Linked DNA regions of Homo sapiens: region 1 is linked to region 2. A link is a loop called in an ENCODE intact Hi-C map of the cell type or tissue named here. Cell type or tissue: K562. All regions are shown on one strand. Each heading gives the region's core, and the rest is flanking DNA. Links, peaks and the distances in the headings are about the cores only.

What was found. Peaks named below come from ENCODE experiments on the same cell type or tissue, not always from the same donor. Only the 100,000 strongest peaks of a DNase experiment are listed, where the experiment ranks them.
Region 1: a loop joins it to region 2, with 9 times the contacts of the local background. A loop is called at or near these places in 2 of 110 quality-filtered maps.

What each region holds. Positions count from the first base shown.
Region 1 is chrX:57,155,393-57,158,211 of GRCh38, forward strand. It overlaps a transcript of FAAH2 not described here. Among named protein-coding and RNA genes, the nearest start is that of SPIN2A, 19 kb to the left of the region's middle. In K562, for the core only: a CTCF peak has its summit at 1,212 (motif pointing right); no DNase peak of the experiment used is centred there.
Region 2 is chrX:57,596,099-57,598,917 of GRCh38, forward strand. It overlaps ZXDB (zinc finger X-linked duplicated B), which reads left to right. Exons shown (of 1, transcript NM_007157.4): 1 at 1-1,379. Among named protein-coding and RNA genes, the nearest start is that of ZXDB, 5.5 kb to the left of the region's middle. In K562, for the core only: no CTCF peak of the experiment used is centred there; no DNase peak of the experiment used is centred there.

The DNA of each region.
Region 1 (2,819 bases), core at 200-2,699, 440 kb before region 2:
GAGGATTATGGCTGCCTCTGCTTTGTCATGCAGGTTATCAAGGAAGTTGGGGAAGCTGGCAGTTAGAGGCCTCACCCAGCTCCCACGCAACCAAAAAGGCTAGTCTCACTCCCACCATGCCCCAATAGCACTGAGTTTGTTTCCAGGCAGTGGGGCGTGCTGGGCTGAGAACTTGCTCCAGGCTACTACTAGCCTTCAGGCTGAGAAAAAAGCAGGGCTCCCTGCCTTTGAGTCTGCACACGAGTTTCACGTCATCCCCCAAGTTCTGGCCAGGAGACTTTGGGTTCAGTTGGAACTGTTACAAAGTTCAGCTGGAGGTTTCCTTCTACTGTGATCTTTTCCCAGTTCCTCTGGCTACTGTGATCTTTTCCCAGTTCCTCTGGCAGCCCTCCTCAAGGAACACTGTGAGACAAGTCAGACATAGCTTCCCTGGGGACCCAGAGAGCCCACAGGGCTTTTCCTGCTTCTCCTCTACCCCTGTATTTCACTCGGCTCTATAAATTTACTCAGCTCAAGGCAAGGTGAAATCCTTCTCCCGTGATCTAGACCTTCAGGTTACTCTGTAAGGGTATGTGTTCAGGGGTACATGATCCCCCTTTCTCACTTTCACAGTTTGGGCACTCACAGTATTTGAGCTGTCTCCTGGGTCTTGCAGGAGCAATTCACTTCCTTCTCATATTTCATTCTTTTTCATCCTCTGGTAGTGTGTTTTGACATATCACGTCTTTGAGCTTACTAATTCTTTCTTCTGTTTGATCAACTCTGTTATTGACACACATGCATTTTTCATTCTGTCAATTGAATTTTTCAGCTCTAAGATATCTGTTTGATGTTTTAAAATGATTTCAGCTTCTATGGTAAAATCTCTGATGGAATTCTGAATACCTTCTATGTGTTATCTTGCAGTTCATTGAGCTTCCACAAAATAGCTATTTTGAATTCTGCCTCTGAGAGGTTCTATATCTCTGGCACTTCAGGATTGGTTTCTAGTGTCTTATTTAGTTCATTTAGTGATATCATGTCTCCTGGATGTTCTTAATGCTTGTGGATATTCTTCAGTATCTGGGCATTGAAGAGTTATGTATTTATTTCAGTCTTTGCAGTCTGGCCTTGTTCATACTGAATCTTCTGGAAATGGTTTTCCAAGAATTCAGAGGATACAGTATTAAGTGACCTAAGCCTGTGGTGACTGTAGCGATTTCAGCACTAGGTGGCAGCCTGAGCCCTGGTATGCTGCAACTCTTGCATTCTCCTAGATACACAGCCTTTGTGGACTTGGAAAAGATAAGAGAGAATTCCCTGGTTTTCCAAGCAAAGTCTCTTGCTCTGTTACCTCTCTTTCTGCTAATCAGATGGAATCTCTCTGTGCTGGGCTGCCTGGAGTTGGGGGAGAGGTGACACAGGCACTCCTATGACCACTGCACCTGTCACCGTGCTGGGTTGCACTTGAAGCCCAGGGCTTTCCAGACCGACACTAGTACTGGACCTCACCAAAGGCCCACAGCTGCCACTGTTTGGCTACTGCTAATGTTTATTCAGTGTCCAAATACATTTTAGTCTGTAGATGGCGAATCCAGCCAGAACTTGTTCTATCCCACCAGGGCAGCAGATTGCCTTCTTCGTCAGGGTGGGTTTAATAATGATGTACAGGAACAAAATTCTGGAATTGGAAGCTTCAGTATTTGATCTGGTGCTTTATTTTACTGTGGCTGAGCTGATACCCAGTTGCAAGACCAAGTCCCTTGTACTTTTATTTCTCCTTTGCCCAAGTGGAAAGAGTCTTTCTCTGAGCTGCACTATGTGGAATTGGGAGAGGGATCACACAGGTCCTCCACACCAACTGCAGCTGGTGTCCTGCTGAATCTCAATTCCATTCCACAGCATCTGAGACCAGCAGAATGCACCCAATGACTGTAGTCATGATGGCCTGGTTACCACTCAAATTTTCGAGGCCCTGAGCTACTTTAGTCAGGCAATGGCAAATTGGGCCAGGACCTGGGTTTCTCCTACTGGAGTATCAGATTCCCTTCTGGTCCAGGGCTGGTCTAAATGCTCCCTCCATGGGCACCAGTAGAAGTCTGCCTGGTGTTGCATTCCACTGTGACAAGGTGGCACTGGGTTCCCATGCAATCTCCACACTGACTGCACTCTTTCTCTCCCAACACACAGATTCTTCTGGCTGCCCTGTTTTAGATTGGGAGAGGGGTCATGTAGACAATGTGAGACTGTCCTTTCTATCCTCTTGAATGCATTTTTTCTTATATTTATGTTAAAACCAAGTACTGTGATCAATCACCTGACGTTTTGGTTCTTACAAAGGTATTTTTTGCATGAATACTTGTTTATTTTGGTGTTCCGCAGGGGGTAGGAGGATAATTGCTGGAGGATTCTACTAAGCCAATTTGCTCAGTTTAATTTTTATTTTTTATTTTTTATTTTTTCTCTTGAACTTCTTTCTTTCTTTTTTATATTATACTTTAAGTTTTAGGGTACATGTGCACAATGTGCAGGTTTGTTACATATTTATACAAGTGCCATGTTGGTGTGCTGCACCCATTAACTCATCATTTAACATTAGGTATATCTCCTAATGCTATCCTTCCCCTCTCTCCCACCCCACAACAGGCCCCGGTGTGTGATCTTCCCCTTCCTGTGTCCAAGTGTTCTCATTGCTCAATTCGCACCAATGAGTGAGAACATGCGGTCTTTGGTTTTCTGTCCCTGCGATAGTTTGCTGAGAATGATGGTTTCCAGCTTCATCCATGTCCCTACAAAGGACATGAACTCATCATTTTTTATGGCTGCATAGTATTCCATGG
Region 2 (2,819 bases), core at 259-2,758:
TCCCTCTACTGAATAATTTTCCCTCTACTGAATAATTTTCCCTCTAAGAATTGCTGTGGGTAATACCAGGAGTGGGGACATTGCCCACATGCATAAGAGCGTATCTCTCCATTCGATCAGTTTGTCACCATCTTTGCTCTGTTTTGAAAGTCAGGCTTCTCTGTGACTGTGAAGCCTGCTGTTCCCTGAAAATCTGATAATGGAGCAGTGGAGGTTTTTTTCTTTCTGTGCTCTGTAGATCTCATTGTTTGCACTTGTAATTTCCCAGAGTTGAAAGGAAAGATTGAACTGGAATATTGTGTAAACTATCTGTCTTACATTAGTGTAGCATTTTGCAATTTGGGGAACATCTTCACAATTTGTGTCTCGTTGTTCAGAACAACCCTGTGAAGTAGTTTTGGCAATGTCTGTGTTACATTTCATGTAATTTAGCCAACTCCCATTCCAACTAGGCTTTGGCTAAATCTGACAATTTTATATATAGCTTAAAACAAAGAATATACATTCTTTTCACCCCTCCCAGTCTACCCATCCAGCCTTCATGATTCATTCCTGTGTCAAGGTTAGTCGCTGTTTTCCATTTGAATTGGTTTCTTTTATGGTCAGTTTACTTTCTTCCCTCTCCCCTCCCTTTCCTGCACATCCCCATCCTTGCTATGCCTTTCTGTCCTCTTTTATAATGGATATATCTTTTTCCTGCCATTATCCCTCAGACATTCTCCTCATGGCACATTTTCTTCAAATGCTAACATTTACTGAGTGTACATTGAAGTTCTGTGCATACAGGAAGAAGTTATTTTCTGAGCTTAGATAATACTATGTGTATATGTGATTAAAATGAAGATTATTTTCTAAAGCCTTCAAATTAGAAGTGGATTTCTGTTTCATTACTTCCGTTTTAAAAGTTTTTGCCAGAGAGTTTTGCTAAATACTCTCTTATTTGCTCTAGTGTACTAGTCCAGTAGTGTTTGCATGTGGATGTCTGTGGATGACAGTTATTGTAGCACTTTGGCAGTGCACTAAAATTTTGCCACTATGAAATGTTTCTTTATTGTGTGTGCGTGTGTGTTTTGAAATACGCACACAGCCACACCCACATATATATTAAAAGTGGTTGTATTCATTTAGTGAAAAACAAAAAGTAGATGTACTTCTGTAAATCAGATAAATGCTTGGAATTTGATTGTCTACCCAATCAACAGTTTTCCCTCTTTGCTCTGGAAATATTTGTACTCATATAGCATATTTCAAAAATGTTGTCATTCATTAAGGCCTCTTAAATAGACCACTATTTTTTGTGTCTGGCAGATGAGTATGTCAAGGATTGAGATGAACACATAAGTCTTGGAAATTAAATAAATTTATAAACATAAAGATAATTTAATGCTGTGACTTCATTTTTTAAATTCTTTAAACCAACTTTCTCCCAATAAAAAATTATAAACTATGTCTTTTCCTACTTACTCCTGGAATTTTCAAAGGAAAATTTTACGTTCTCAAAGGGAACAGCTTTTATTTGTCCATGGGCTCACAAAGTTTCACTGAACAAATTTGTTCAAATGATTTCTCTTTCAACATCATTTTCTAGCAAAATCATGGAGAACAGCTTTACACTTTCAAGGTAATAGGTATAATTCTGTTGGTGGTGACAAGCTGCACTTAACTAGTCTGAAAAAAGTTGCCATCACTCCTTTTAAATAATGGTACTTGTTTTAATTTCATCCTGTTTCCTTTCTGCTTCTCCTCAGGCATTGACTTATTAAAACTTCTCGTCAATTGCAAACACAGTAACATAATGGCTTAAAAAGAATTATGTTTCTAGGGGCTCCATTGATCATGTTGGTCATAAGCTAAAAATACACTGACATTTGTATTTTTTACCAATTAGTATAATTAATACAACAAAATGCTTGAGTAGTAGTCGAGAAACATGGATAGACTATGAAGTTTGTCTCTGTGACCTACATTGTTCATGTTCATGTCCAGGAAACATATAAGAAAGCAATTTGTAAGCTGGAGATTATACTGTATATATTCCAAATTAACAAATATTTACTGAGCGTCATTGTGAAGATTACACCATAACATATTGAAGGGTCTGTGAGAGGAGTACTATATAACCCTGACCTTTAAAGAGATCGCCATTGATGGGAGGAGATAGAAAAATAATATATTAAACTATTGAAGAACAAAAACGGAAAAATGTTTACTTTGGCACCAAATGAAAATGATTAAGAGGTTAACAAAAAAAAAGCAGTAAGAATAATGAGACATTTATTCTGGGCACAGAGAAGAGCCACCAAATATGTTTTAATAGAGGAGTCAGACAATGAAAATTATGTTTTAGAAAAGTTAATGTCATGCAAGTGTACAATGTGGATTAGATGGGAAAGACCGGAATAGGAAAATCAGTGAGAAAGCTTTTGCAGCAATCAAGGTGTGATATGAAGGATGAAGCCAGGACTAGGATGGTGTCAGTGGAGAGGTATTGGAAATATTTTCAAATATTTCCAGTATTTGAAGACAGATTTCAAATATCAGATAATTTCAAATATCTCTTCAAATACTGAAGAGAAGAAGGAATATTACTTAGTACCTCATTGCGGTGGAGTGGGGGGGAAGAAAAGAGGGAGGGAGGGAGAGAGAGATCATCATGGAAACCAAGAATGGTAACTCAGGTTTCCTTGGGGACTATAATAATCATATTTTTACTAACAGAATGAGGGAAGTAAGAGTTCTTTCTGAGAATCAGTGTATAAAGATGGTGTATTTAGTTAAACAATAATTGTTAAAGCATTGTTATCCTGCATGAGGATACA